Regions from separate parts of the Homo sapiens genome. Here regions 1, 2, 4, 5 and 6 are each linked to region 3. The links are chromatin loops, found by intact Hi-C in ENCODE. Cell type or tissue: OCI-LY7. All regions are shown on one strand. Links, peaks and the distances in the headings refer to the core of each region. The heading gives the core; the rest is flanking DNA.

Evidence for each region. A loop is a pair of places that touch in the nucleus more often than their neighbours do. Peaks named below come from ENCODE experiments on the same cell type or tissue, not always from the same donor. Only the 100,000 strongest peaks of a DNase experiment are listed, where the experiment ranks them.
Region 1: it touches region 3 in a loop (5-fold over the local background); 11 of 110 quality-filtered maps call a loop at or near these places.
Region 2: a loop joins it to region 3, with 6 times the contacts of the local background. A loop is called at or near these places in 8 of 110 quality-filtered maps.
Region 4: it touches region 3 in a loop (8-fold over the local background); 15 of 110 quality-filtered maps call a loop at or near these places.
Region 5: it touches region 3 in a loop (12-fold over the local background); 50 of 110 quality-filtered maps call a loop at or near these places.
Region 6: a loop joins it to region 3, with 9 times the contacts of the local background. A loop is called at or near these places in 92 of 110 quality-filtered maps.

What each region holds. Positions count from the first base shown.
Region 1 is chr16:75,400,591-75,405,713 of GRCh38, forward strand. The region is part of intron 4 of CFDP1 (craniofacial development protein 1); the gene reads right to left. Among named protein-coding and RNA genes, the nearest start is that of CFDP1, 30 kb to the right of the region's middle. In OCI-LY7, for the core only: a CTCF peak has its summit at 2,465 (motif pointing left); a DNase peak (open chromatin) is centred at 2,491.
Region 2 is chr16:75,231,443-75,236,565 of GRCh38, forward strand. BCAR1 (BCAR1 scaffold protein, Cas family member) reads right to left here. Exons shown (of 7, transcript NM_014567.5): 5 at 3,447-4,544; 6 at 2,404-2,493. Among named protein-coding and RNA genes, the nearest start is that of CTRB1, 15 kb to the left of the region's middle. RefSeq lists an enhancer at 1,842-2,467 and a silencer at 2,627-2,686. In OCI-LY7, for the core only: CTCF peaks have their summits at 2,553 (motif pointing right) and 2,759; a DNase peak (open chromatin) is centred at 2,619.
Region 3 is chr16:75,762,113-75,767,235 of GRCh38, forward strand. The region is part of intron 2 of LOC105371348 (a long non-coding RNA gene); the gene reads left to right. Among named protein-coding and RNA genes, the nearest start is that of CPHXL, 38 kb to the left of the region's middle. RefSeq lists an enhancer at 2,055-2,114. In OCI-LY7, for the core only: CTCF peaks have their summits at 850, 2,262 (motif pointing left) and 2,461; a DNase peak (open chromatin) is centred at 2,219; H3K4me3 peaks cover 1,233 bases; H3K27ac peaks cover 1,781 bases.
Region 4 is chr16:75,519,430-75,523,945 of GRCh38, forward strand. No RefSeq gene overlaps it. Among named protein-coding and RNA genes, the nearest start is that of CHST5, 14 kb to the right of the region's middle. RefSeq lists a silencer at 2,180-2,229. In OCI-LY7, for the core only: CTCF peaks have their summits at 2,127 and 2,326; a DNase peak (open chromatin) is centred at 2,132.
Region 5 is chr16:75,197,242-75,202,364 of GRCh38, forward strand. No RefSeq gene overlaps it. Among named protein-coding and RNA genes, the nearest start is that of CTRB2, 7.4 kb to the right of the region's middle. RefSeq lists enhancers at 571-1,071, 2,110-2,404, 4,256-4,335. In OCI-LY7, for the core only: a CTCF peak has its summit at 2,263 (motif pointing right); DNase peaks (open chromatin) are centred at 2,300 and 4,220.
Region 6 is chr16:75,468,761-75,473,883 of GRCh38, forward strand. It overlaps CHST6 (carbohydrate sulfotransferase 6), which reads right to left. Exons shown (of 3, transcript NM_021615.5): 3 at 3,292-5,123. Among named protein-coding and RNA genes, the nearest start is that of TMEM170A, 6.6 kb to the left of the region's middle. RefSeq lists an enhancer at 2,889-3,531. In OCI-LY7, for the core only: CTCF peaks have their summits at 3,195 (motif pointing right) and 3,396; a DNase peak (open chromatin) is centred at 3,201.

The DNA of each region.
Region 1 (5,123 bases), core at 613-4,612, 360 kb before region 3:
AGAACCCATTACTCTGGAGAAATGAAAACCACGGAAGTTCCAGACTCAAAAGGCATGGCTGAAGTCCATTCTGAGAAAAGAGGAATTATATGAAAATCTATGTATTCATTCTTCCTTTGCCAGAGCAACCCTGAAGCCTAGGTGTTCTGTACAACTGAGTTACAAGATGGAGTGCTACGAAACTCATATTGGACTTTATACCAGTAAGAAATAATGTACTGTATTATGCTACTGAGTTGCTGAGTTTGTTACCTCAGCCTAGACTGCCCTGGCCTGTCATATCAATTCTACTAATATGAATCTCATAAAAACAGAAAATAGGGGGAAGTTGTCAACAATAACAGAAAATGTCCTAGAAGTGAAGGATAGGCTTCCATAAAAAAGAGCCACAGAACACTGGATGCAGCTAATTTAAAAGCATCCAGCTTGACACAGTGGCTCACACCTGTAATCCCAGCACTTTGGGAGGCCGAGGTGGGCAGATAGTGAGGTCAGGAGTTCCAGACCAGCCTGGCAACATGGTGAAACCCTGTCTCTATTAAGAAATACAAAAATTGGCTGGGCGCAGTGGCTCACGCATGTAATCCCAGCACTTTGGGAGGCCGAGGTGGGTGGATCATGAGGTCAGGAAATCAAGACCATGCTGGCTAATACAGTGAAACCCCGTCTCTACTAAAAATACAAAATATTAGCCAGGCTTGGTGGCGAGCGCCTGTAGTCCCTGCTACTCGGGAGGCTGAGGCAGGAGAATGGCGTGAACCAGGGAGATGGAGCTTGCAGTGAGCCAAGATTGCACCACTGCACTCCACCCTGGGCAACAAAGTTAAGACTCCGTCTCAAAAAAAAAAAAAAAAAAAAAATTAGCTGGGCGTGGTAGCAGGTGCCTGTAATCCCAGCTGCTTGGGAGACTGAGCCAGGAGATTCGTTTGAACCCAGGAGGCAGAGGTTTCAGTGAGCTGAGATAGCGCCACTACACTCCAGTCTGGGCGACAAGGTGCGACTCCGTCTCAGAAAAATAAAAAAAAGATTCACATCAAGGCAAATCACTGTGAAGTTTCAGAATGCTGGTGATAGAGAAGATGAAATCAAATGGCCTAAGTGATAGCTTAAGGAAAAGTAGCCTCTAGGTAATGCATGTTTGGTTTTGTTTTTTACTACCTTCATGGAAATGACAAGCCTGGAAAGAGTCACCTGAGACAATTAGGTCAACATTTGCTGAAAAGCAACCTAGATCCAAGCACTGTTAGATGTTGAACATATAAAAAAAAATATGGCATGGCCTTTGCTCTTAAGGAGCTCACAGTTCAGCAGAACAGCCAACCATGAAAGCAAGTCATTGTAATACATGATATATAGTAAGTGGCATAAAAGCAGCATGGAAAAAGTATAAACTGTGGGAGTATCTCTCAAAATTTCTTAGTGCCAAAGTCCTATCTATATTCACTAGGAAACACTGGTATATTTATCTCAGGAACTTTAGTAATTGACACCAAGTAATATTACAGATTACTCTTCATTGACAGTATGCCTAGAACAACTCCACTTTTAACAAGCAATAAGGGATTCAAGTATCAAAATATCTTCAAGCAGGAGAACAGTTAAATTATAGACCACCTCTAACGCACAAGAGGGAACTCTGACAGGAAAAGGCCTATTATTAGTAATAGTTAATTCAAGTGTTCTCAACAGAAATTCCATTTTAACTTTATTTTCACTTGCTCAGAACTTCCTGAAAGTCTTTAATTGGGCAGAAACTTTCCATGACTGGCTTTTTCCAAAAGGTGAATCATTTAGGAAAGTCTGAGCTAACTGGCTCAGCTGGTTATGTGATAGGGCAGAATACAAAATACTATATTCCCCCATTCCCCTAGGTTAATAAGCTAAACATTTTTCAAGTAGGGACAAAAACAAAATGAAATGATCAAAGCCCAAAATTTAACATTAAAATACAGTTAGAAAACTGAAGACTAACTTTGTGCTAACACTACCTTACACTTAGACCTACAAATTCCTTCCTGTCATCACCAGCTCTTCTCACATTTCTTGAAGATGTAGTAATGCTCTTAACTTGATACAGAGAGAAAAAGGAGAATAATGACATGAAGAAATTAAAAGATATGCTCAAATCCATACAACAAATTTGTATCTGTTATCAATGAAAATTCAGATCTCGTAAGTCCCCTTATGAGAATTCCTTATAATGCCTAAATTTAAGTATAAATAAATTAAGTTTAAAAAAATCCTGTCAACATGCCCACTATTAACAGGGTTTTTGTTTTCTTTAGGGGAAGGGAGTTACAGAACTTTCACTTTTCATGTTATATATATTATATATCTCTGTAACATGATTTTTAAAGTAATAAGCATGTATCATTTTGAAATATAAAATGTATGTGACAGTATGTAATTCATATGAAAAAAGGGCTTCCATACTCATTTCTTTGTTTTGTTTTTTATAGACATGGTGCTGCCCTCTTCTGACAAATTGAGAAAACAGCAGACGCCCTGAATACCCATCAAGGACATTTAAAATTACCATCCACTTGTTTTCAAAAATGAAATAGGAAATTTGCAGCACACAACTATAATAGTATTTACTAACAAGTCCACAACACTTAATTTGACCGAAAATTTATGACTTTTTTTGAGACAGGGTCTCACTCTGTCACCCAGGCTGGAGTTCAGTGGCACGATCTCAGCACACAGCAACCTCTGCCTCCTGGTCTCAAGGGACACTCCTACTTCAGCCTCCTGAGTAGCTGGGACTACAGACACACACCACAATGACTGGCTAATTTTTATATTTTTTGTAGAAATGGAGTTTCTCCATGTTGCCCAGGCTGGTCTTCAACTCCAGTACTCAAGCAGTCCTCCTGCCTCAGCCTCCCAAAGTGCCGGGATTACAGGCATGTGCCACTGCGCCTGGCCTAATGACTTCTTACAGCAACAGTTATTTACCAGCTTTTTGTACACTCTATGTGAGGGCCACTAGTGAAGTTATAAATAAATCTTTCTTAGTCTGCATAACACATAGAAAATAATTCAAGCCAAAAAAGACTTCAAAAAACTTTTAAACCTATATTCCTAACGGTACATTAACATACTTTCTATATTATTTTTATAGGACTTTCAAACTATTAAAAGTTTATACTGTCAGCGTTCTGCTGGTCCCCTACTGGATGTACAACTCAACAGCTTCCAGAATAATTTCAGGCAGTAAAATATATTACTAATTCATATCATCAATAATTATTTATGGGGCCAGGCATGGTGGCTCACACCTGTAATCCCAGCACTTTGGGAGGCCGAAGTGGGCGTATCATTTGAGGTCAGGAGTTGGAGACCAGCCTGGCCAACATGATGAAACCCTGTCTTTACTAAAAATAAAAAACTTGGCCGGGTGCAGTGGCAGGTGCCTGTAATCCCAGCTACTCGGGAGGCTAAGGCAGGAGAATCGCTTGAACCCAGGAGGCGGAGGTTGCAGTGAGCTGAGATCGCACCACTGCACTCCAGCCTGGGCAACAGAGTAAGACCGTGTCTCAAAATAATAATAGTAATTATTATTATTATTTATGGAACCCGAAAACAACTAATTACCAAGGAAAAGGTTGCCTTACAATGAAGAATTCTGGAAGGTACTGTCATTTTTCTTTTTTTTTTTTTGAGACGGAGTCTTGCTCTGTTGCCCAGGCTGGAGTGCAGTGGCACGATCTCGGCTCACTGCAAGCTCCGCCTCCCGGGTTCACGCCATTGTCCTGCCTCAGCCTCCTACAGGCACCCGCCACTGCACCCAGCTAATTTTTTGTATTTTTAGTAGAGAACGGGTTTCACCGTGTTAGCCAGGATGGTCTCGATCTCCTGACCCCATGATCCGCCTGCCTCGGCCTCCCAAAGTGCTGGGAATACAGGCATGAGCCACCGCGCCCGGCCGCAAAGGTACTGTCTTAAGATACTGGTGGCCTAACTTATCCCCATCAATGCTGAGTCTCTTGATGGATGAGAAGCACCATCAATGTAGTATTTTTGTCTAACATAATTAATGTGAAGCTCATCATAAACAATGCAGCAATCCAAATTGAGGGACATTATGCAATACAAATGGCCTGGACTCTTAAAAAAAAAAAAGCTTAAAACCAATGCTGTGAAATACAGAAAAGGCATGAAAAACAGTTCTAAGTACAAGGAGTTTAAAAAGACCAAATGCAAAATCAACAGCAACAACAAAAGACCAATTATGGTTTTCATCTTAGATTGGATCTTAGAGGTGGCTCCATAGCACAACGGATAGCGCGCTGGACTTCTAGACTGGATTTTAGATTGAACAAGAAATACAGCTATAAAGTACATTATTGGGATAACTGGGGAAAAACTGAATGGAATCATTTGTATATAGTGCTATTCAAGTTTTGACTGCAAAACTACCTGTTATTGGTCCAAGATGAGATGGGCACAGAAATTGTGAGTATTTAGAAACTTGTTCAGCAATTTGACAATGTCACAATACTCAAGACATGAGCAGTGGGCCCTTCCATTAAACAGAGTATAAATTCAGTTAGGCCAGATTTGCAAGGTGAGTCACATGTGATATGAATTATCAGTCACACGCAGTAGGACATTACAATGTGTGTGATACTTCAGAATTATCTTGTCAACTAAAGCCCAAAAATGTAATAAAATGTAAGCATTTATTTTTATAACTTATTTTTACAATCATTTTAATTGTTACTCAATTGTAATTTTTAAAATTTATACAGGTGCCAGGCATGATGACTCATGTCTGTAATCCCAACACTTTGGGAGGCCAAGCAGGCAGATGCTTGAGCCCAGGAGTTTGACACCAGGCTGGATAAACCCATCTATACAAAAAACACAAGAGGCCTGGTGTGGTGGCTCATGCCTGTAATCCTAGCACTTTGGGAGGCTGAGGCGGGCAGATCATATGAGGTCAGGAGTTCCAGACCAGCCTGACCAACAAGGTGAAACCTCGTCTCTACTAAAAATACAAAAAAAATTTAGCCAGGCATGGTGGTGCGTGCCTGTAGTCCAGCTACTCAGGAAGCTGAGGCAGGAGAACTGCTTGAACCAAGGAGGTAAAGTTGCAGTGAGCTGAGATTGTGTCATTG
Region 2 (5,123 bases), core at 586-4,585, 530 kb before region 3:
TACTTTATTGAATCAATACTCTCCTATTAGACACTTTGTGGGTGGAGATTTCAGATTCTTCACCGATACAAAAATGGGGCAACAGATGTTCTCATCAGTAAGTCTTCATGGACTTGCATTTAACATGGACTTTATGTCCTTGGCCTTGGAATTCTACATCTTTAAAGTTCTTCACATATATTCTTGCCCTTTAATCCAGCTTCTAGCAAGTTATCTAAGTGATTCATCAGATACGTGCAAAGACTAGTATTCATCACAGCACTGTTCACAAAAGTAAAACTCTGGGAACAGCCTAAGTGTCCAACAGCAGGGGACTGGTGAAGTCAGTGCTGGAGGCACACAGAGGACGGACAAAGTACACGACCACTTCTGAAAACACGGCGATCCCAGAGTTCTCTCTCTAGACAGAGATATAGACCTATATATTGTTGATATTTCAGGAGGTTTTTTGTTTTTGAGACGGAGTTTCGCTCTTGTTGCCCAGGCTAGAGTGCAGTGGTGCGATCTCGGCTCACCGCAACCTCCGCCTCCTGGGTTCAAGCGATTCTCCTGCCTCAGCCTCCCAAGTAGCTGGGATTACAGGCATGTGCCACCATGCCCAGCTAATTGTTTTGTATTTTTAGTAGAGATGGGGTTTCTCCATGTTGGTCAGGCTGGTCTCGAACTCCCGACCTCAGGTGATCCGCCCGCCTCGGCACCCAGGAGGTTTTTAAAACAATTTTATTTTATTTTTTTTGAGACGGAATCTCACCCTGTCGCCCAGGCTGGAGTGCAGTGGCGCAATCTCGGCTCACTGCAAGCTCCGCCTCCTGGGTTCAAATGATTCTCCTGCCTCAGCTTCCCAAGTAGCTGGGACTACAGGCGTGTGCCACTATGCTGGCCAATTTTTGTATTTTTAGTAGAGATGGGGTTTTGCCATGTTGACCAGGCTGGTCTCAAACTCGTGACCTCAAGTGATCTGCCCGCCTTGGCCTCCCAATGTGCTGGGATTACAAGTGTGAGCCACTGTGCCTGGCCACAATTTGTATTAATGTATACAGACTTGGGTCTCACTACGTGGCCTGGCTGGTCTCAAACCCTTGGCCTCAAGTGATCCTCCTGCCTCAGCCTCCTAAAGTGTTAGGATTACAGGTGTGACATTTATTCTTTTCTTGGGTGTTTTCTTTAGTAGATTTAACAGGGGTGCAGGTGCAGTTTTGTTATGTGGGTACAATGTACCCATTAGGTAATTTCTCAGCCCCCACCCCCTGCCACCCTGCCACCGTTCTGAGATGTCAATGTCTAGCCTCTCCTGAGTGTCTCCATGTGCCAGGTACTTCCCAGGCATCTTCCACTTTTCAGTGATTCTCACCGAGCTCTCATGAGGCGGCTGCAGCCTCACTGCTGTGTGTCGTGGGTCTCAGGCCCCTGCCTCTGCCACCTCCTTGGTGCCCAGAAGGTAGGCGAGGGAGATTTGACGGGTGATATTTTTATGTTCACTTCGTGCTATCCTGTATTTTCACTTTTAAAATTATCTTCATAATCAGAATAAAGCTCCCTTAGTGTTTTTTTACATACCTCTTTCCTACCCTGAAGAACTGATTCAAAATATGAGGAAAATTCTATTAACATGTCTGCATATAAACACAGCAGTATATTTATAATAAGGGGCCAGATGTGGTGGCTCACACTATAATCCCAGCACTTTGGGAGGCCAAGGCAGGTGGATCGTTTGAGCCCAGGTGTTTGAGACCAGCCTGGGCAATGTGGTGAAACCTTTGTCTCTATAAAAAATATAAAAATCAGCCAGGTGTGGTGGCAGGCGCCTGTAATCCCAACTACTGGGGAGGCTGAGGCAGGAGAATCGCTTGAGCCCAGAAGGTTGAGGCTGCAGTGAGTTGAGATCGCATCACTGTACTCTAGCCTGTGTGACAGAACAAGATTCTGTGTCAAAAAAAAAAAAATACTAAGGAAGTGTGGGTACAATACAAACATTCAATAGACGCTAAGTGGTCTTTGAAAGAATCCACAAGAATGCTTAACGCCATGGCAGATGCTGGGACAGAAGAGTCGAATGCCCACAGGACACCATCCCGGCCATGCAGGGAGCAGCTTGGAGGAAGGAGCAGGGCAGAGCCAGCCCCGTGCTGAGCCTATGGCAGCTGTGAGGGGTCTATTTTCTGCTCTCACCCCACTCTCTAATTCCCTAAATGTCTCCAACAATTACTCTTGAAAACTTTAAAATAAACCAAGTGAAAAGATGAAGATGGTCAGGAGGCAGGGGGGTGGCAGGCCGGGCCCAGCTCTGAGCACTGTCAGACAACATGAGAAGCTGGGGACCCGGGGTCGGCCCTGCAGGGCAAGAGCTGGGGGCTCAGGGGGTCAGCGGGCAAAGCTGGGCCTTGCTCTGCTCCGGGGCCTCACCTGCTGCAACTCCAGCTGGCTCTTGCCCTGCCGCGTGATGCTGCCCTTTTCCAGCAGCTCCTTCTGGGTCTTCTCAAACTCCTCCTTCCCCTGGAGGGCAGAGACAGGGGCTGCGCTGAGGCCAGTTTTCTGAGCCAGAAGCACAGGCCAGCCCTGTGGCGGGCGCAGTGAGCTGAGTGGCCACCAGGTGGTGCTGCGTGTGCGCGCACACACACGCACACGTGGACGCACACACACACTAGCACACGTGGACACACACACACACACAAGCACACGTGAACACACACACAGACTGGCACGTGCAGGGGCAGGCAGACAGACACACACACACACACACACACACACACACACACACACTCCCCCAGGCTGGCATATGTGGGACACAGCCCCCCCAGGCTGGCACATGCGGGGACACACAGAGAAGGTGGCTTCCTAGGAAGCAACCCTGGCAGCCCCTTTCACCGCCTGCCAGCTCAGGAAGAGACTGGGCAGAGGGTGGGGTACCCGCAGAAAGTCCGCAAGCTCCACCCTGCCTTCCCAGGCTCCAACACCAGGAATCACACCCAATCCCTCCCCCTTGGCCTAAAGGCCTGGCCACCTGGTCCCTGCCCCTGGATGCCTCTCTGGCCCAGCTCAGCCTGGAATGTTCCTTACCAGGACTCCCACCCGGCTAGCACCCAGGCCTCTGCTCCAGGGGCCAGCCTGGGAGGAGCAGTCCCAGCCACCTCCCACCACCTCCTGCTGCTCCCCCACGCTCAGAGCATCCTTGTGTGTGTGCACATTTCTGCAGATCTGTCTCCCCACACAGAACAGCAGAGTCACCGCTGCTGGTCACCAGAGATACCAGCCCGAGGGACTCAACGAAGGGCTCGATGACATGGCCACCCTAGCACATGGGGCCAATGTGGGGTGAGGGAGGTCAAAGTGAGAGGAGGGTGCAGGGCCTTGCCAGGGACCAGGCCCCAGCTGAGAACAAATCTCCCCCTAAGCACAGGAGCCCAGCGTGGCAGAAGAGGAGCCGGGGCTGGGCAGGCGGCACCCACCTGTAGGTGGACGTAGTCATAGTCCTCCATCCAGCCCCCCTCGCTGTTCTCGTACTGCCCATCTGGCGAGTCCTGGGAGGTGAACTTAGGGGGTGAGGGCAGGGGTCGTGACTGGATGCTGCTGGTCTTGTCAGTGGGGTTGGGGTGCAGGGTGCCACCCCCCTCAGGCCCCGGGGCAGTGGCCTTGGTCCGTCTGAAGAGCAGTGAGGCATTGCCGTGCAGGAAGGAGGCCAGCTGCTTGGCGTCCTCGGGCACAGCCCGCGAGCAGGCCACCAGCCGGTCCAGGTCCTCAAGGGTGGCTCCAGAGCCTCCCCGGCCAGCGTCGAGGGCCTGACCATGTGCCACCAGCGTCTGGTGCACGTCCTCCATCTTCTGCAGCTGCCGGCTAAGCTTGGCATGCAGGGCACGGTCAGATGTGTGGGCAGCATTGCCCACCGCGCTGCGGGCAAACTCCAACAGCTCGTGGACGGCACTCTGGACAGCGGCCACAGCAGCCTGCAGGTCCTGCACCAGCGGCTCCTGTGGCTCAGAGGGGCTACGCCAGCTCCCAGTCGCACCGGCGCTGCCTGCCAGGTCCAGAAGGTGGGCAACGGTGGCGCTCACACCCTGCTGCAGCCGTGCCAGGGCCTCCACAGCAACTTCCAGCTCCAGGGGTTCCCGGCCCGGCCCTGCCACCTCCAAGGAGGACGCAGACTGGCTGCTGCGTGTGCTGCCGGTGCTGGAGGCCGACAGGCGCTTGCCCTCTGCCGGGGCTTCACGTTCAGCTGGGGGAGGCACCGCATACACACCACTGTCGACCACGCCACCATCAGCCACCTCAGGAGGAAGCACCCGTTCACGGGGCACATCGTACAGGGTGCCCGGGCCAGGCCGCCGCAAGCCAGGGGGCACGTCGTAGAGGTCAGGAGCCGGGGGCGGCACGTCATACACGTCCTCGGCCGGCGGGGAGTCTGGAGGGGGCGCAGCCAGTACCAGTGGGGTGCGGGCCGGGTCAAAGGGCTTGGCCTTGGCGAAGGCGGGGGGCACATCGTAGGTCTCCTCACGCAGCAGTGGGCCATCGGGCACATCCTTGCTCACCGATGGAGGAACGTCGTAGACCTGGGGGACAAGCGGTGGTCAAGACTGTCCATCTGTCCATCTGCCCACCCCAGGGACTGGGGGCAGCACCCAGCCACACACACACACACACGTACACACATACAGACACACACACAGAGGCACGCGCACACACACAGGCACACATACAAATGCAGAGGCACGCACACAGGCACACACACGCGCACACACACTCGCAGCCCTAGCACACACATCCTTCACAATTCCTATCCATGACAGCTCTGGGACGAGCCGGCTCTGGAGCCAGGTGACCACCCCTGTGCCTGAAGGTGGGAGAGCTTCCTCCCAAAGAATTGCATGTGTTAATTCACATAATTGTGTCACTGCAGACACTCACTGAAAGGTTAGCTGTGATACTGCCACTGCCACCACCATCATATCATGATTTCATCACCATCACCGCCGCTGCCACCTCATCACCACCATCACTGTTACCACCCAGCACCACCACCACGTGTGAACTTTCTACTCTGCAGCAGGTGTGCGACTGAGCTCTGTGTGTATTATCAGGGGACCAAATTCTGGTTTGCCCAGGACAGTGCTGGTTTGTCCCTGATGCCC
Region 3 (5,123 bases), core at 463-4,462:
AATCCCCAATGTGGCAGTATTGAGAAGTGGGCCCTTTAAGAAGTGATTGGATCATGAGGGGTCTGCCCTCTTGAATGAATTATCCATTCATGGATTAACAGATGAATAGGCTATCATGGAAGTGGGACAGGTGGCTTATAAGAAGGGCAAGAGACGGCTGGGCGCGGTGGCTCACGCCTGTAATCCCAGCACTTTGGGAGGCCGAGGCAGGCGGATCACGACGTCAGGAGATCGAGACCATCCTGGCTAACATGGCGAAACCCTGCCTGAACTAAAAATACAAAAAATTAGCCGGGCATGGTGGCGGGCGCCTGTGGTCCCAGCTACTCAGGAGGCTGAGGCAGGAGAATGGCGTGAACCCGGGAGGCGGAGCTTGCAGAGAGCCGGGATCGTGCCACTGCACTCCAGCCTGGGAGACAGAGCGGGACTCCGTCTCAAAAAAAAAATAAAAAAATAAAAATAAAAAAAGGGGCAAGAGACACCTGAGCTAGCACAGACGACTGCCTCGCCAGGTGAGGCCCTGCCTTGCCTCAGGACTTTTCAGACAGTCCTCACCTGCAGGAAGGATCTCACCAGATGTGGCCCCTTGACCTTGGATTCCTCAGCTCCACAACTGTAAGAAATAAGTTTCTTCTCTTTATAAATTACCCAGTTTCAGGAATTCTCTTATAAACAACAGAAAAAAAAGACCAAGACAGTTACTGTATATCTTCATAAAACTAATTTTGTAGGATCTGAGGGCTTTGTTCTCCAAGAGAACACTTGCTCCAATTCTCAGGTTTTCTTCTGTAGTTCTGTAATTTTACTTGAAGAGAAGAATGTCAAGAAAAGACATTAGTAATTAATAAATGCTGGTGGATGATCCCTCTAGCGTAAAACTGGAACATGGCACTGTTTTGTTATTGGTGCTATTAAATCTGAATTATCACTTTAAAAACATATATGAAAAGCAGATATCAGGATTCAATTACTGCTTATTTCATGGAGAACCCGGGAAGAATAAACATATAAATGTGTTTTTAAATTTCTGTTTAATGCATATCACTGTTTCATGTGATAATGTGTGGATTCACATGCCCCAGCTTAGAAAGAAAAACAAACTCATCCAATCGTGCTTCTTGCTGTGTTCATTTGCACACTAGAGAATGATGACTTCTCTTTGTTAGAGCCACAAGTATATGTAAATTGAAGAGAATACATTTGTGACTGGATTATTTACAACCAATACATTGCTAGGTGATAAGCAATTCCACTGGGAGATCCATTGACTGTTGCTACCGAGTGGATTTCACAGAATGGCGACTGCAGACAAATGACCTGTTTCCTCCCTGGTTGCTGGGATCCAGCATTCTGCCTAGAAACAAACCAGTTTCCATTGTTTGGGGTTAACCCTATTTACTAGTAATGATAATATTATCCCTCATAACATTAAAGGTTTAACTATTGGTAGGCTTTTCATTTAACTGTATTTCAAGAAAGGGATATGCAATTTAAAGAAGTTTATTTTGAAATAGTTTCAAACTTAGAGAAAAATCACAAGGACTGCACTAATAACTCCTCCCACCCCCTTTGAAGGAATAATGATAATTATATAATAATGTGTTTTTAATTACTGGCAGGTATTTTATTTGGAGGCATTTCTGTGATTGGAACAGGAGTTGAGACGATGTCAAATGTATGATAACAAAGTAAATCCCTCAAATTGTCTCACAGTGAAAACGTTAACAACAATAACACTACTCTTAAATTCCTTCTTGTTTTCAATAGAAAGGGCCAGTAAGTGAAAGGGCCTTTACATTTTTGTTTTGGAACAGCTCTGCAATTTCATTTTGATTTCATATTTCTAGTAATAAAGCCTCTTCTGACTCCACATTCTTATTTCTGGGCAGACATTTTATTCTTCAGAATTGTAGTGATGGACAAGAAGCTAAATTGGAATGACTACTGTATCAATGATTAATTTGATAATTATAACAATGTCCAAACATTTAGAAATTACAGTATTTCATCAGATGTATTTTTAAAGAGGCACCTCTGTGAGAAGAACAGGTAGGCAGGCCAGCTTTCCCCTGGCTTATCACCCCTTTCCCTGGATTGTAGAGCATCCTTCACTCGGTCCCCTGTGAGAGGCCAGCAGGTTACTCTGCTCTCTGTGGGGTTTTTGTTTTTACCAGACTCTGCAATAACAGGCCCAGGTTTTGCAGCTCTGATGACTTTCTTTTTGGTGATGAAGCCACAGGGTATTAGCACCTCCTCGTGGCCATACATGTAATCTGACACTGTCCCTTGTAATAGTGATGATAATGACAGTGTTAGTGCCAAGCCACTTTAAAATGCTTTTAGTTCCTGGCAGATGTTTTATTTAGAGCGATTTCTCTGAACGTAAATGCCAGTTATGGAGGTTTTATATATTTTAATTAAGTAAATATAAGGTATTATTTTAGTAAAGGAAGTAATAAATCAATATCTCCGACAACTTTAGAGCACTACTTCACAGGATGTATTTTTTCAGATATATTTTTGTAAAGAAGACAAAGAATGAAGATGGTTTTGACTTAAAAAAACTTTTATTTTAGGCTCGGGGCACATGTGCAGGCTTGTTATATAGGTAAACTGCGTGTCATGGGGGTTTGGGGTACAGATTATTTCATCACCCAAGTAATAAGCATAATATCCGATGGGTAGTGTTTTGATCCTCTCCTTCCTTCCACCCTCCACCCTCAAGTAGGCCCATGTGTCTGTTGTTCCCCACTTTGTGCCCATGTGTTCTCCTTGGTTAATTCTCACTTGTAAGTGAGAACATGTGGCATTTGGTTTTCTGTTCCTGTATTAGTTTGTTTAGGATGATGGCCTCCAGCTCCATCCTTGTTGCTGCAAAGGATGTGATCTTGTTCTTTTTTATGAATGTGTGGTATCCCATGGTGTATATGTACCACATTTTCTTTATCCAGTGTACTGTTGATTGGCATTTAGGTTGATTCCATGTCTTTGCTATTGCGAATAGTGTTGCGATAAACATACGTGTGCATGTGTCTTTATGGTAGAATGATTTCTATTTCTTTGGGTATGTACTCAATAATGGGGTTGTTGGGTCAATTGGTAATTCTCTTTTAAATTCCTTGGGGAATCACCACATTGCTTTGCACAATGGCTGAATTAATTTACATTCCCACCAGCAGTGTATCAGCATTCCCCTTTCTCTGCAACCTTGCCAGCATCTGTTATTTTTTGACTTTTTATTAAAAGCCCTTTCAACTGGTGTGAGATGGTATCTCATTGTGGTTTTGATTGCCATTTCTCTAATGATTAGTGATGTGGAGCATTTTTTCATATGCTTGTTGGCTGCAGTAAGTCCTCTTTTGAAAAGTGTCTGTTTATGTTCATTGCCCACTTTTTAATGGGGTATTTTTCTTGTAAATTTGTTTAAGTTCCTTATAGATGCTGGATATTAGACCTTTGTCGGATGCATAGTTTGCAAATATTTTTTCCCATTTTGTAGGCTGGGTTTTGACATATTTTTAACTGACTAAATTCCTAGTGGTTACTATGATAATGTGACAATAATAAACTCTACCATGATATATTTTTTTATACTATTTTATTTGAGGAGGTTTACACATAATCCAGTCACTTGATTAGCCTGTTTAATTTAGATATACTTCATAGCTCTGCCAAAGAGGAGTTACCTTTCTGTAGTGTGTGAATGAGCACAGCATGAGAGATGCTGGATGATAGTCCTTGAGTTAGATATTAAAACATACAAGATTATTTTTTTATGTGCCTCGAACATGTGAATCCACAACTTTCACTTGAATCATTGAGGTAGGTTTGTCACACAGGTTAAGAAGCACATTTATATTTTCTTCCACTTCCTTGGTGCTCTATGAAATGAGCTGTAATATAATCTAAAATCAGCTTTTGGTATTATAATATTGTTTGAAATTTGATAATTCAGGTCTAGTTAACACTGATAAAATAGTTCCATGTTCCAATTTTATGCTAGAAGGATCATTTTCTGGCATCTAGTAATTACTAATGTGTTTTTCAGGGTCATTCTTTTTAAGTAAAATTAAAGAGGTAGAGCACAAAAACTGGAAAATAGAAGGAAGTTGTGCCCTCCTGGAGGAAGAAAAAAGCTCTCAGTTCCCCAAAATCTGTGGCAAAATCAGTTTCATGAGGACCCATTGTATATCCATGAAGACCTTTTTATGTAGGAGAGGCAGCCCACTGTGTACACATGTCTCCTGGTGAATCCAATGTGCATAGTTTCAGCTGACTTTGTTCCATCAAGTATGATTTAAACATTTATTTTCAGAGTGAGAGCCAAAGTCATTTTGCTCCAGATTGAAGTATAGTACTTTTTCAGTTCCATAAATGTTTCATATGAAATATTTTTTAGGATAAAAATTTCTATTTTATGTGAGTTTAACTTGCTCTTCAGAATAGTCTCAAATGTGCTATAGGATAGTGGCACATGGATGTAGGGGTCACTGCTCAGTCTTTCCTACTCCTTTGTCCTCTCTAAGTTGGCATCTGGTACTGAAGGACTTTCAGCATTTCCGAGCTCTGAGCGCCATAGGGCTGATATTTAAGAAGCTTTTGGGACTCAGTTTGTTGATGTGGAGTGGGAGAAGTAGCAGTGAGTGGAGGAGAGTGGAGGAGAACGGAGGAAAGTGACATCTATTCTTAATGGAGGGGAGGGTCAGGTCAGACATCAGGAGATACCAGGGAGGGAGTAGCCCTAAGGGGAATTGTTTTGGGTTCCCCAGCTGCCTGGATACTGGCTCTTCCCTCTCTTCTACTCCTTTCCCAGTCAGGTTCACTGTGATTGAATTTTTTTCGGACAGGTTTTAGTTTTATTTCTCTTTTACCCTAGACCCAGATTTGAGAGCTGGCACTATCATGACCCTGGCAGATTGTTTTTCTATTCTCCTTTTTATTGAAGCGTCCAACTATTAAGTTTGAATAGTCTCTTCCTTTAATTCGGTGTATTTTTGCTTCATGCATTTTGGGGCTGTGTTGTTAGGTACATACACTTTAATTATTTTTATATCTTCTTGATTAACTGACACTTTTATAATTATAAAATATCCTTCTTTGCCCTAATAATAATTTTTATCTTA
Region 4 (4,516 bases), core at 517-4,516, 240 kb before region 3:
AAAAAATAGAAAAATTAGCCAGACGTGGTGGCATATGCCTGCAATCCCAGTTACTCAGGATGCTAAGGTAGGATGATTGCTTGAGCCTGGGAGGCGGAGACTGCAGTGAGCAGAGATGGTGCTCCTTAACTCCAGCCTGGGCAAGAGAGGGAAACCCTGTCTCAAAAAAAATTTTTTTTTAAGTAAACTGGGTAATTTATAAAGAACAGAAATTTACTTTCTCATGGTTCTGGAGGCTGGGAGGTCCACGATATAGGCGCCTGTAGGTTGCGTATCTGGAAAGGGCCTGTGCCTCACTGCTGGCACTACCTATGGGTCCTCACATGGAGGAAGAAAGTGAACCCATTCTCTCAAGCCTCCCCCGACCTTTTTTTTTTCTTTGAGACAGAGTCTCACTCTCTGGCCCAGGCTAGAGTGTAGTGGCACGTTCTCGGCTCACTGCAACCTCTACCTCCCGGGTTCAAGCGATTCTCCCGCCTCAGCCTCCCGAGTAGCCAGGACTACAGGCACCTGCCACCACGCCCAGCTAATTTTTGTATTTTTAGTAGAGGGGGGTTTCACCATGTTGGCCAGGCCAGCTTTGAACTCCTGGCCTCAGGTGATCCACCCGCCTTGGGCTTCCGAAGTGCTGGGATTACAGGCATGAGCCAACATGCCCGGCCTATTAGTGTTCTCTCTTGAAGCCTCTGTTTAGGAAGCTTCCTTATGCAGGTTCCCTACCACTACAATTGACGTTTTGTATCAACCAAGAAACCTAAATAAAATAAAAATAGGAAGTATAAAAAAGGTCATGAAATACTGACCTTTAACCATGCTGTCTTTTTGGTACATTTCCTAGACTAGCAGAGTCTATTAGAAGTGGAAGAAACTGCTGGGCGTAGTGGCTCATGCCTGTAATCCCAGCACTTTGGGAGGCTGAGGCGGGTGGATCATTTGAGGTCAGGAGTTCGAGACCAGCCATGGCCAACATGGTGAAACCCTGTCTCTACTAAATATACAAAAAAATTAGCTGAGCCTGGTGGCATGCACCTGTAATCCCAGCTACTCGGGAGACTGAGGCAGGAGAATTACTTGAACCCGGGAGGTGGAGGTTGCAGTGACCTGAGATCGTGCCATTGCACTCCACTGCACTTCAGCCTGGGTGAAAAAGTGAGACACTGTCTCAAAAAAAAACAAAAAACAAAAAAAAGGCCAGGCATGGTGGCTCACTCCTGTAATCCCAGTACTTTGGGAGGCCAAGGCAGGTGGATCACTTGAGGTTAGGAGTTTGAGACCAGCCTGGTCTTGAAATACAAAAAAATTAGCCAGGTGGTGGCAGGCACCTGTAATCCCAGCCACTCAGGAGGCTGAGGCAGGAGAATCACTTGAGCCTGGGAGGCAGAGTTTGCAGTCAGCCGAAATCGCGCCACTGCACTCCAGTCTGGGCAATAGAGCCAGACTCAGTCTCAAAAAAAAAAAAAAAAAAAAAAAAAGCCAGGCACAATGGCTCACGCCTGTAATCCCAGAACTCTGGGAGGCTGAGGCAGGCGGATTGCCTGAAGTCAGGAGTTCGAGACCACCCTGGCCAACATGGTGAAACCCCATCTCTACTAAAAATATAAAAATTAGCCAGACATGGTGGCGAACGCCTGTATTTCCAGCTACTCAGCGGGGCTGAGGCAGGAGCATCCCTTGAACCCGGGAGGCAGACATCGCAGTGAGCCAAGATCGTGCCACTACACTCCAGCCTGGGTGACAGAGTGAAACTCTGTCTTAAAAAAAAAAATTAACAACTCACACCCCTAAACACACATACATTCCTAATCCCCTGATCCCTCTCCACTTTAATCTTTGGCACTTTCTAATATGCTAAATAATTTAGCCATTTATCAAACTTCTCATTCACTGGCTGTGTCCCACCATCAGAATGCAAGTTCCTACAGGGCAGGGGTTTTTGCTTTTTGTCTATCTTGGTCCTGCTCTATCTCCAGCTCCTCCAAAAGCCCGATGCCTGGTTGGTGCTCAACCCATAATGTGTGTTGAATGAATGAGTGGAGTTCATGAAGACTGGGATCAGAATAACACAAGACTTGCAGGACAGGCCAGGTTCTCTGGTCTTACCCCAAAGGGAGAAAATGTGATGCATGAGATCTTTCAGTAGAGGGCGTGGGGAGAACTGGCTACCTGAAAATACAAAGATAACCAGCCCTGGAGCTGGGCACAGTGGCTCACACCTGTAATCCCAGCACTTTGGGAGGCTGAGGCGGGCGGATCACCTGAGGTTGGGACTTCAAGACCAACCTAACCAACGTGGAGAAACCCCTTCTCTACTAAAAATACAAAATTAGCTGGGCATGGTGGCGAATGTCTGTAATCCCAGCTACTCAAGAGGCTGAGGCAGTAAAATCGCTTGAACCTGGGAGGCAGAGGTTGTATGAGCCAAGATCGTACCATTGCACTCCAGCCTAGGCAACAAGAGCGAAACTCTGTCTCAAAAAATAAAATTAAAAATAAATAAATAAAATAAAAACATAAAAATTACCTGGACATGGTGGTGGGTGCCTGTAATCCCAGCTGCTTGGGAGGCTGAGTCAGGAGAATCGTTTGAACCAGGGAGGTGGAGGTTGCAGTGAGCCGAAATTGTGCCGTTGCACTCCAGCCTGGGCAACAGAGCAAGACTGTCCAAAAAAAATTAAAAAGGCCGGGCGCAGTGCTTCATGCCTGTAATCCCAGCACTTTGGGAGGCCAAGGCGGGTGGATCACCTGAGGTTAGGAGTTTGAGACCAGCCTGACCAACGTGGTGAAACCCTGTCTCTACTAAAAATATAAAAATTAGCCAGGCGTGGTGGTGGGTGCTACCACCACCTATACATGGCTAAATCTATCATTTTCACTTTTGCATAGCTGATGGGTTAAAAATGTTACTTGATGTTGTTTTAACCTACGTTTCTTTAATTCCCTGGGCAGCTAAGCATCTTTTCATGCTTATTAATCAACAGCCTTCCTTTTTCTCCTTTTTATTATCATTATTATTATTATTATTTTTTGAGACGGAGTCTTGCTCTATCACCCAGGCTGGAGTGCAGTGGAGCAATATCGGCTCATTGCAACCTCTGCCTCCCGGGTTCAAGCAATTCTCCTGCCTCAGCTTCTGAAGTAGCTGGGGCTACAGGCGTGTGCCACTACACCCGGCTAATTTTTGTATTTTTAGTAGAGACGGGTTTTTGCCATGTTGGCCAGGCTGGTCTCAAACTCCTGACCTCAGGTGATCCACCCACCTCAGCCTCCCAAAGTGCTGGGATTACAGGCGTGAGCCACTGCGCCCGGCCTGGCCTTCTTTTTTCTTTGTTAAAGGGCTTTGCTCATTTTTCTGTTGACTTTCCGCTTCCTCTTGGTTTTGCTCTTATTTTTATGGCAAATGGTTTCTGCTAGCTTGTCATCTGTTTTTTAACCTACTTTATGGTATTTTCCCCCAATGCTTCTGTAAAAAAAAGTATTGAGACATAATTTATATAAAATATTTATATGTAAGGTATAAAATTAGATGTATAGACCTGTGAGATCAGATCACCACGTCACCACAAGCAAATTCCAAAAAGTTTTGTCCTATTTATTATATTTTGAAAGTGAATTCTTTCTTCACAGTTTGTGGATTTTGTGTCTTGTTCAAAAGATTGTGTCCTCTTCAAGACTACATAGTCTTCATATTTGCTTCTTTTTTTTTTTTGAGACAGAGTCTCACTCTATTGCCCAGGCTGGAGTGCAATGACACCATCTAGACTCACTGCAACCTCTGCCTCCCAGGTTCATGTGATTCTCCTGCCTCAGCCTCCCAAGTAGCTGGGATTACAGGCGTCTGCCACCACGCCCAGCTAATTTTTGTATTTTTAGTAGAGATGGGGGTTTCACCATGTTGGCCAGGCTGGTCTGGAACTCCTGACCTCGTGATCCACCCGCCTTGGCTTCCCAAAGTGCTGGGATTACAGGTGTGAGCCACCGTGCCCAGCCGCTTCTTCATTTTTTTTTTTTTTTTTTTGAGATGCAGTCTCCCTCTGTCACCCATGCTAGAGTGCAATGTCATGATCTCGGCTCACTGCAACCTCCACCTCCCAGGTTCATGTGATTCTCCTGCCTCAGTCTCCCAAGTAGCTGGGATTACAGATGCGCACCACCACGCCTGGTTAATTTTTTTTTATTTTTAGTAGAGCTGAGGTTTTGCCATGTTAGCCAGGTTGGTTTCAAACTCCTGGCCTCAAGTGATCCACCTGCCATGGCCTACCAAAGTCCTGGGATTACAGGAGTGAGCCACTGCACCTGCCTCTTTTTTTTTTTTTTTTTTTCGAGATGGAGTGTCGCTCTTCTTGCCCAGGCTAGAGTGCAGTGGCGCGATCTCAGCTCATGGCAACCTCCGCCTCCCAGGTTCAAGCGATTCTCCTGCCTCAGCCTCCCGAGTAGCTGGGATTACAGGCATGTGCCACCACGCTCGGCTTATTTTGTATCATCCTTTTTTCTTTCTTTCCTTCTTTTTTTTTTTTTT
Region 5 (5,123 bases), core at 708-4,707, 560 kb before region 3:
TCTAGTCCTCAGCTTTCTCTACCTTGCAGCTGCAAGAGATAAAAACCTCTTTATGTGTTCCTAAGGTGGCTTTCACCCTTAGCTGTTAATTGCCTGTTAATCATTCTCAGCTTTTGTCATTTCCCAAAGTCTTTGTGTTTAGCAGCAACCACCTAGTTTAACTGTGGTTTTTGGGTTTGTGAGACAGGGTCTTGCTCTGTCACCCAGGCTGAAGTGCAGCGGCATCATCACAGCTCACTGCAACCTCGACCTCCCAGGCTCAAGAGATCCTTCTGCCTCAGCCTCCCAAGTAGCAGGGACTACACCACCACACCTGGCTAATTTTTATTTTTTATGGGGACGTGGGTCTTGCTATGTTGCCCAAGCTGGTCTTGAACTCTTAGGCTCCAGCAATTCTCTTACCTCAGCCTCCCAAAGTGCTGGGATTGCAGGCGCGAGCCGCTGCTCCTGGCCCTACGTTCTATAGGTATTCTCTCCCCTCATACCTCAAACTCCTGACACAGGGCACCCACTAGTGGATAGTGTTCCCCAGAATACCATTGCATTTCATCAGCAGTGGAAGCTTTCACAACCTCATTGCTACCGTGTGCCCGACCTATCTACGCTTCCTCTACCAACCATGAAGAGGTCCTCACTGCCAGCCTGGTAGTCAGCAGTCCAGCTCCAGAATCCCACCTCAGCATCCGCATTTTGCAGCTCACTCCCGGCACACACGATCATAGCTGGAGCTCCCCACAGGAAGTAGACTCTGAGATAAAGATGACCACACAGAAGTTTACTGGTACCCCAGGAGCAATACCTTTGGAACCGAAGACTCGTAGGGGTAGGGAAAGAGCAATGTTGGGCAGAGGAAGATAGAGCCTCAACATCGTCCCAAGTTTGGGTGAAAAGACTGGACCTTTAAAAAACCCTACTGACCAATCACTGGATGCAGCTGCCCAGAAAGGAGGCAGGACCCGAGGTCAAGATGATGCTCTTCAGCTGAGGAAACTCCCAAAGAGGACGGCAGCTGCGGACTGTCTGCTGTCCACAGCAGCGCGTGGGGAGGTCGGCCTGCAGTCCTGGAGGGAATCTGGGTGGCTAATCACGCAACCACTAGATTAGGTACAGATGCAGGCTGGTCCGAGACAGGATTCTCTTGCGACTGCTCCAGACGTTTCTGTTAGTAGAAAGCCAGATCACCCGATGGGCGGGGAGAGGCGCGTGCACTGTTTAACGTGGTCTAACTCAGACCAAGGGTGGGGGAACCCCCGCCCGAGGAGGAATCTGTTTTTAAGCTGAGATTAAATCAAGTGCGACCCCTGATTAAACTCAGCCTTTTGCTTAACTGTACTTGTCAATATAACACATAATTGGAAGCTTTTAAGCATATTTGGGACAATTTGGGTGTGAGTCTACCTTTTCAACTGTAAGTTTTACAAGATGTAAATGCAGATCGAGTATTTCTCATGAAAATGTAGCATCCAGGTGGAGATGTGATGGAAGTGCAAATTACACACTAGGTTTGAAAGAGTGTAAGAGTGTAAAATATATCATTAATAATTTTAAAATACTGATTACATGTTGAAATATGTAGATATATTGGGTTAAATAAAATATATTATTAAAATTCTTTTTTCTTTTTTTTTTTTTTTTGAGACGGAGTCTTGCTCTGTCGCCCAGGCTGGAGTGCAGTGGCGAGATCTCAGCTCACTGTAAGCTCCGCCTCCCGGGTTCATGCTATTCTCCTGCCTCCGCCTCCTGAGTAGCTGGGACTACAGGTGCCCGCCACCACACCCGGCTAATTGTTTTGTATTTTTAGTAGAGACGGGGTTTCATCGTGGTTTCATCGTGTTAGCCAGGATGGTCTCATCTCCTGACCTCGTGATCCGCCTGTCTCGGCCCCCTAAAGTGCTGGGATTACAGGCGTGAGCCACCGCGCCAGTCCCTCTTTTTTTTTTTTTTTTTTTTAAGAGACAGGGTCTCACCACCACACCCAGCTAATTTTTGCATTTTTTTTTTGTAGAGAAGAGGGTCTCACTATGTTGCCCAGACTGGTCTCGAACTCCTGGGCTCAAGCGATCCGCCCGCCTCAGCCTCCCAAAGGTGCTGGGATTACAGGCGTGAGCCACCGTGCCCGGCCTCTTTTTACTTTTTCAGTAGGGCTACCAGAAAATTTAAAATCATCCATTTGGCTCGCCTTGTATTTCTTTTGTATTTCTTTGAAACAACGCTGGGTTAGGAACAGTAAGGCATAGCTATATGCAGTTTTCATATTGGCCACCAGGTGGCAGCCTTATACCGGGTGGTTTTCAGACTCTTGGGAGGCCGGTGGGTGGAGCGGGGGACAGACGCAGATTTCACCAGCAAGTGAAAAAGTCCCTTAGCCAGGTTTGTGCTTGCTATTCCATTTTTATATTACTTACGCCTCACATTTATTTGTATGTAGATGGTTGTTGACATAATAAAATACATGTAATTTCCTCTGTGTTTAAGAGCAGTTCTCCCTCACTGAGCTGGGAGTTTCCTTAAGAAACCTGGCTCTTAATTATATAGAGAGAGACTGGGCGCGGTGGCTCTAATTATATATAGAGACACCCAGCGCGGTGGCTCACACCTGTAATCCCAGCACTTTGGGAGGCCGAGGTGGGTGGATCGCCTGAGGTCAGGAGTTCGAGACCAGCTTGACCAACATGGTGAAATACATGTCTCCACTAAAAATACAAAAATTAGCTGGGCATGGTGGCATGCACCTGTAATCCCAGCAACTCAGGAGGCTGAGGCAGGAGAATTGCTTGAACCTGGGAGGAAGAGGTTGCAGTGAGCTGAGATTGCACCACTGCACTCCAGCCTGGGCAACAGAGTAAGACTCCATCTCAAAAAAAGAAAAAAAAATACACACACACACACACAGAGAAAGACAGGGTGACAGGGTCTTGCTCTGTCACCCATGCTGCAGTGCAGTGGTGTGATCATAGCTCACTGCAGCCTCGAACTCCTGGGCTCAAGTGATCCTCATGCCCCAGCCTCCTGAGCAGCACATTACAGGTGCCACCCGCTGCACCCAGCTACTTTTTCTTTTTTTTAAAGGAGTCTCACTATGTTGCCCAGGCTAGTCTCAAACTCCTGGCCTCAAACAATCCACCCGCCTCTGCTTTTTTTTTTTTTTTTGAGACAGTCTCACTCTGTTGCCCAGGCAAGAGTGCAGTGGCACCATCTTGGCTCATTGCAACCTCTTGCCTCCTGGGTTCAAGCAATTCTTGTGCCTCTGCCTCCTGCGTAGCTGGGATTACAGGCATGTGCCACCACGCCTGGCTAATTTTTGTATTTTTGGTAGAGATGGGGGTTTCACCATGTTGGCCAGGCTGGACTCGAACTCCTGACCTCAGATGATCCGCCTGCCTCTGCCTCCCAAAGTGCTGGGATTACAGGTGTGAGCCCCTGCGCCCGGCCGGCTTGATACTATTTTTAATAGTCGACTTTGGATCCCACTCCTGTGCCCAAGCTCTCTCTCATTTTGCTTTTCCCCTCTTCACACATCCATTCTCCAAGTTAATTTCTCTTCATGTCCTTATAATTAAATTCCATCTATAACCTTAATTCCAACCTATTAGACGCATCATCAGAACGGCTGACAGTGCACGGGCAGAGAAAGGTATTAGGAAAGCCAGTGAAGTAGAAAATGCAGGAGGGAGCCCATTCCATTCCTGCCAAGATGCCGGGTTAGTGTGGAATGTTGGCTGCCCCCCAGGACCAGCCATGATAGATTTTTTTTAGATGGAGTCTCACTCTGTCACCAGGCTGGAGTGCAGTGGCAAGATCTCGCCTCACTGCAACCTCTGCCTCCTGGGTTCAAGCGATTCTCCTGCCTCAGCCTCCTGAGTAGCTGGGACTACAGACACCCACTACCACACCTGGCTAATTTTTGTATTTTAATAGCAATGGGGTTTCACCATGTTGGCCAGGATGGTCTCAATTTCCTGACCTCATGATCTGCCCTCCTCGGCCCCCAAAAGTGCTAGGATTACAGGCGTAAGCCACCATTCCCAGCCCATGATGGATCTTTAGAGGGAAACATCAAGAGACAGGAAGACCTGGGAGAAGAAGCAAAGATCGGAACCTGTGGTTACGTGGGGAGGCTAGAGCTGTGGCCCAAGGCAGAAGGCTGTGAACTCGGCTGTGCAAGGAAAAAACAGGAAGTGAGCACCAGGGTTCTGCTCTGCTTCCGACCCAGCTCCAGGGCTTTGGGGCAATGGGTGCCTGCCCCTGGCCTGCAGGTGCCCTCAGGATAAAGTGGGTCATGCCGAGGCACTGTACAGGGGAGGAAATGAAAAAGACTTAGAACTATAAAGTGTGTATCAAATTGCAATAAAAAAGGCCAGGTGTGGTGGCTCACACCTGTAATCTCAGCACTTTAGGAAGCCGAGGTAGGTGGATCAGTTGAGGTCAGGAGTTTGAGACCAGCCTGGCCAACATGGTGAAACCCTGTTCTTACTAAAAATACAAAAATTAGCCAGGCATGGTGGTGGACACCTGTAATCCCAGCTATTTGGGAGGCTGAGGAGGGAGAATCACTTGAACTCAGGAGAGGTTGCAGTGAGCAGAAATCATGCCACTGCATTCTAGTCTGAGCATAAGAGCAAGACTCCATCTCAAAAAAAAAAAAAAAAAAAATACAATGAAAGCAGTGTTTGGAGGAAAGCTTGCCTCCTGAAATACTTTTATGAGAAAAGAACACACTGAAAATTACTGAGCTGAGTATCTAAATTTGTGATGTTAAAAAATCACAAATGGATACATACAGATTAGGAAGCCAGCATTACCCTGATACAAAAGCCAGATAAAAACATCAGAAGAAAATTACCAACCAGTATCTCTCATGAATATAGATGCAAAAACCTTCAATAAAGTACTAGCAAACTGAACCCGACAGCATATTAAAAGGATTATACACCATGATGAAGTGGGAGTTATCCCAGCATGCCAAGCGCTATAGGAAATAACAAGAAAATCCATCAGCGTAATATGCATTAATTGAATGAAAGGGGAAAATCACGTGATCACTTAAATTGATGCAGAAAAGGCCTTTGACAAGATCCAACACCCTTCATGATAAAAAGCACTCAGAGGCTGGGCGCGGTGGC
Region 6 (5,123 bases), core at 745-4,744, 290 kb before region 3:
CCGGGCGTGGTGGCAGGTGCCTGTAGTCTCAACTACTCGGGAGGCTGAGGCAGGAGAATGGTGTGAACCCAGGAGGTGGAGCTTGCAGTGAGCTGAGATTGCGCCACTGCACTCAATCCTGGGCGACAGAGCGAGACTCCGTCTCAAAAAAAAAAAAAAAAAAAAAAAGAAACAGAAGTCTCTCTTGAAACCTCCGTTTAGGAAGCTTCCTCCTGCCAGTTCCCTACCACTACAATTGGCGTTTTGCATCAACCAAGAAACCTATCTAAAATAAAAATAGGAAGTATAAAAAGGGTCAGGAAATACTGACCTTTTAACCATGCTGTCTTTTTGGTACATTTCCCAGACTAGCAGAGTCTATTAGAAGTGGAAGAAACCGCTGGGCGTGGTGGCTCATGCCTGTAATCCCAGCACTTTGGGAGGCTGCGGCGGGTGGATCACGAGGTCAGGAGTTTGAGACCAACCTGACCAACATGGTGAAACCCCGTCTTTACTAAAAATACAAAAATTAGCCGGGCATGGTGGCATGTGCCTGTAATCCCAGCTACTCAGGAGGCTGAGGCAGGAGAATTGCTTGAACCTGGGAGGTGGAGGTTGCGGTGAGCCGAGATCGCACCATTGCACTCCAACCTGGGCGACAGAGCAAGACTCTGTCTCAAAAAAAAAAAAAAAAAAAGAAAAAGGGCCAGGTGTGGTAGGTCACACCTGTAATCCCAGCACTTTGGGAGGCCGAGGCAGGCAGATCACGAGGTCAGGAGTTCCAGAACAGCCTGACCAACATGGTGAAACCCCATCTCTACTAAAAATACAAAAATTAGCCGGGCCTGGTGGCATGCGCCTGTAATCCCAGCTACTTGGGAGGCTGAGACAGGAGAATTACTTGAACCCGGGAGGCAGAGGTTGCAGGAGCCGAGATCGTGCCATTGCACTCCAGTCTGGGCAACAAAATGAGACTCTGTCTCAAAAAAAAAAAAAAAAAAAAAAAATCAGCTGGGCGTGGTGGTGGGCGCCTGTAATCCCAGCTACCGGAGAGGCTGAGGCAGGAGAATGGCGTGAACCCGGGAGGTGGAGCTTGCAGTGAGCAGAGATCGCGCCACTGCACTCCAGCCTGGGCAACAGAGCGAGACTCCGTCTCAAAAAAAAAAAAAAAAAAAAGTGGAAGAAATCAATTATTGTAGGGTTACATAATCAATTATGTATTACATTAGGAAACATTATTTTGAATTTAGAATTCGATCTTTAGTTCATTTATGAATTGACAGGTTAAAAAAAGACATTTAGCCTTGCAGGACTCAGAAAATGGAGGTTTCCTGGGCCCTGTCTAAGGAAGCCAAGGAGGCGGTCCAGCACACCAGACCCCCTGGCCCCTTGCTGCTCTTTCAACAAGCCAGATGCCTCCCCTCCTTAGGGCTTTTGTGTTAGCTCTTTCCTGCTCCCAGACAGGCTACCCATGATTGCCCTTAACATACTCCCTCACCTCCTGTAAGACTTTCCTCAAATGTCGCTTTCTCACTGAGACCTACCCTGATCACCCCATTAAAAATTACAACTCACACCTCTACACACATATATTCCTCATCCCCCGATCCTTCTCTACTTTAATCCTTGGCACTTTCTAATATGCTAAATAATGTAGCCATTTATTAAGCTTATTCATCAGCTATCTCCCCACCATCAGAATGCAAGTTCCTGAAGGGCAGGGTTGTTGTTGTTGTTGTTTGAGAGAGTCACACTCTATCGCCCAGGCTGGAGTGCAGTGGCGCGATCTCAGCTCACTGCAACCTCCGCCTCCCAGGTTTAAGCGATTCTCCTGCCTCAGCCTCCTGATTAGCTGGGATTACAAGCGTGCACCACCACCACCACGCCTGGCTAATTTTTGTATTTTTAGTAGAGATGGGGTTTCACCATGTTGGCCAGGCTGGTCTCGAACTCCTGACCTCATGATCTGCCTGCCTCGGCCTCCCAAAGTGCTGGGATTACAGGCGTGAGCCACTGCGCCTGGCTGGTTTTTGTTTTGTTTTGTTTTGTTTTGTTTGTTTTTGAGATGGAGTCTCGCTCTGTCGCCCAGGTTGGAGTCCTTTGGCGCCATCTCGGCTCAATTCAACCTCCGCCTCCCGGGTTCAAGCAATTCTCCTGCCTCAGCCTCCTGAGTAGCTGGGACTACAGGTGCATGCCACGATGCCCAGCTAATTTTTATATTTTTAGTAGAGACTGGGTTTCACCATATGGGTCAGGCTGGTCTTGAACTCCTGACCTCAGGTGATCCACCTGCCTCGGCCTCACTAAGGGCTGAGATTAGAGGTGTGAACCACTGCACCCAGCCTAGGGCAGGGGTTTTTGCTTTTTGTCTGTTTTTGGTCCTGCTGTATCTCCAGCTCCTATAATAGCCCAGTGCCTGGTTGGTGCTCAACCCATAATGTGTGTTGAATGAATGAGTGGAGTTCTTGAGGACTGGGAGCAGAATAACACAAGACTTGCAGGACAGGCCAGGTTTTCTGGTCTTACTCCCAAAGGAGAAAATGCTCGATTGGCTGGAATGAATTGCCATCTTGGAAAAATGGATAGTAGGCCAATCCTTTCCATTTCATCAAGACTTTAGCTCTGGTTCTTTCGTTTTTTGTTTGTTTGAGACAGAGTCTCGCTCTATTACCCAGGCTGGAGTGCAGTGGGGCGATCTTGGCTCACTGCAACCTCTACCTCCTGGGTTCAAGCAATTCTCATGCCTCAGCCTCCCAAGTAGCTGGAATTTCAGGCACATACCACCACGCTTGGCTACGTTTTTGTATTTTTTTTAGTAGGGACAGGGTTTCGCCAAGTTGCCCAGGCTGGTCTCGAACTCCTGAGCTCACGCAATCTGCCCACCTTGGCCTCCCAAATTGCTAGCATTACAGCTGCACCCAGCCTAGCTCTGGTTCTTAAGGAACATGGTCTGAATAGAGTCATTCACAGAATAAGGATTTGCACTGTGAGAGGATATTTAAATTGTAAGAGAATCTGCTGGGGGCAGGTGGTGCTTAAATCTAAATCCATTAACTTGTGAAGGTAGTCGGGATAACCCACTGGACCTCAGCATAGGGGTCACTCGACCTAAAGAAATTGCTCGCCTGATCCACTGGTGTGGAGTGGGCCTGTGGGTGAGGGACAGATTCCAGCCCATGGTGGTTTCAGTGTGTGATGAGTGAGATCATTCAGTAGAGGGCGCTGGGAGAACTGATGACTCGCACCGATCAGGAATATTGCATGCAATTTAGATCCAAGCGTAAAACACTAGACTACTAAAGTACTGGAAGCAAGCGTGAAGACCATTTTTATCACTGTAGCAGGACAAAGTCGTTTCAACAAGACATAAAATCCACTGGCCATAAGGAAAGGATTCACATTCAACAATATGATAAACTAGGTGAAACTTTTTGAAATTTGATTGTGATGAGGTGGTGATTTGATTTCACAGGTATATACAAATGTTTAATCAAACTTTACACTTTATGTGCAGATGTTGTATATCAATTATAGCTCAATGAAGCTTCTTTTTTTTTAAGAAGCCTGAGGGGAAAATGCCATAAAGTAAGTTAACAAAACAACAACAACAAAAAACAGATGACAAGCTAGGAGAAACCATTTGCACAACAAAAATAACAAAGCATATTCAAAAGAGGCTGTGGTAAGTCAACAGCAACATGGGCACAGCCTTGAACAATGAAAAAGGAATACAGTTGAGTCATAAGCATGAAAAGATGTTCAGCTGCCCCAGGAATTAAAGAAGTGCAGACTGAAACATCAAGTAACATTTTTCACCCATCAGGTAGGCAAAAATTAAAACCATTGATTTAACCCTGTAGAGGTGATGGGGCAGTTGTGGCAGTGGTGGGGCGCAGTCTGTAGGAGTGGGTGACAAAGGCACATCAAAGACAAAGCTAGGGGACACAGGGTCTGTGGTGGCCATGAGGAGTTGATACAGTGTTGATGTGGATAATATATCTTCTTGATGCAAAATAACAAAAATAAGGCCCACCATTGATTCCCCAACAGCCTCTTGATAGGTGGGTTCTCTGACCTATTCCAGGCAACACTGTTTCTATGCACCCATCAGCCCATCTAGTGCTTTGATTGCCCCTTCTGAGCTCCCACAGCCAGAGCAGAGGCAGCAAGCGTGCCTGCCCCTAATTGTGGGTGACTGCTGGGCCTAGACACTTCTAGCTGCATCACAGGGCCTACAGGTAAGGGGAGACACTAATTACAGCCCTACCAGCAGGGAGGGAGCCTGGACCCTGGTGGAAATTGGAAGCTGCAGGTGCCAGGAGCCCTCCGTTCTCAAGTGTATCGGTTAGGCAATGCTACGTAACAAACCACCACAACACTCAAATGACTGAAACACAATAAGCACTTTTATTGCTCCTAAAGTCTTCGACTTGGCCGCAGTGCTGGGCTCAGCTGGCCTCGCTCATATGTCTTTATAGCTACTCTTCTCAAGTGGTGGACTCAGTTTCCCCACCTCTGAATCTGGGTGAGCCCTGGGACTCCCTTTGGCCAGTAGAAGGTAGCCGAAGTGGCTGCGTGCGGATCAGCTGGAGCTGGCTGGTCTAGGATGGCCTGGTTTGGGACCCCTGAACTCTCCTTCTCATGGTCTCTGCTTGTCCAGCAGGCTGGCCTGGGCTTTCTCCCGGGCAGAGGCGGAGGTCCGAAGCAAAGGAGCAGCACGCAGGTTCTCTTCAGGTGGAGGAAAGCAGAGGCGTCAGCTCAGACTATGCCTTTTTCACATAAAAAATGATTTTCAGCTGAAGGCAATTAAGAAGCAGAAAGTGCAGGAAAAGTTCAGGTTTCCCTCCCCTTTTCTGCCTAAAGGCACGATATAAACTCTCCATCACTGGACACAACCCTTGACTCAGAGGTGGTACCAGAGGCTGCTGCAGACAAATCCTGTTGCATCAGCTTCCTCTCGGATATTTACCATCCCATAGTTTACCACCTTTGGAAGCCTAAAACTGTTGTCCTTGGTCATCCTATCTCTACAAATTTATTGTATTTTTTAAAAATGCTGTGTAAGACAGTGTTCCAAGCCATCACTTTGTTACTTTTCATTGAGGCTTATCCTGAGTGATGTTGGCTGCCTGTGTTAACAAACT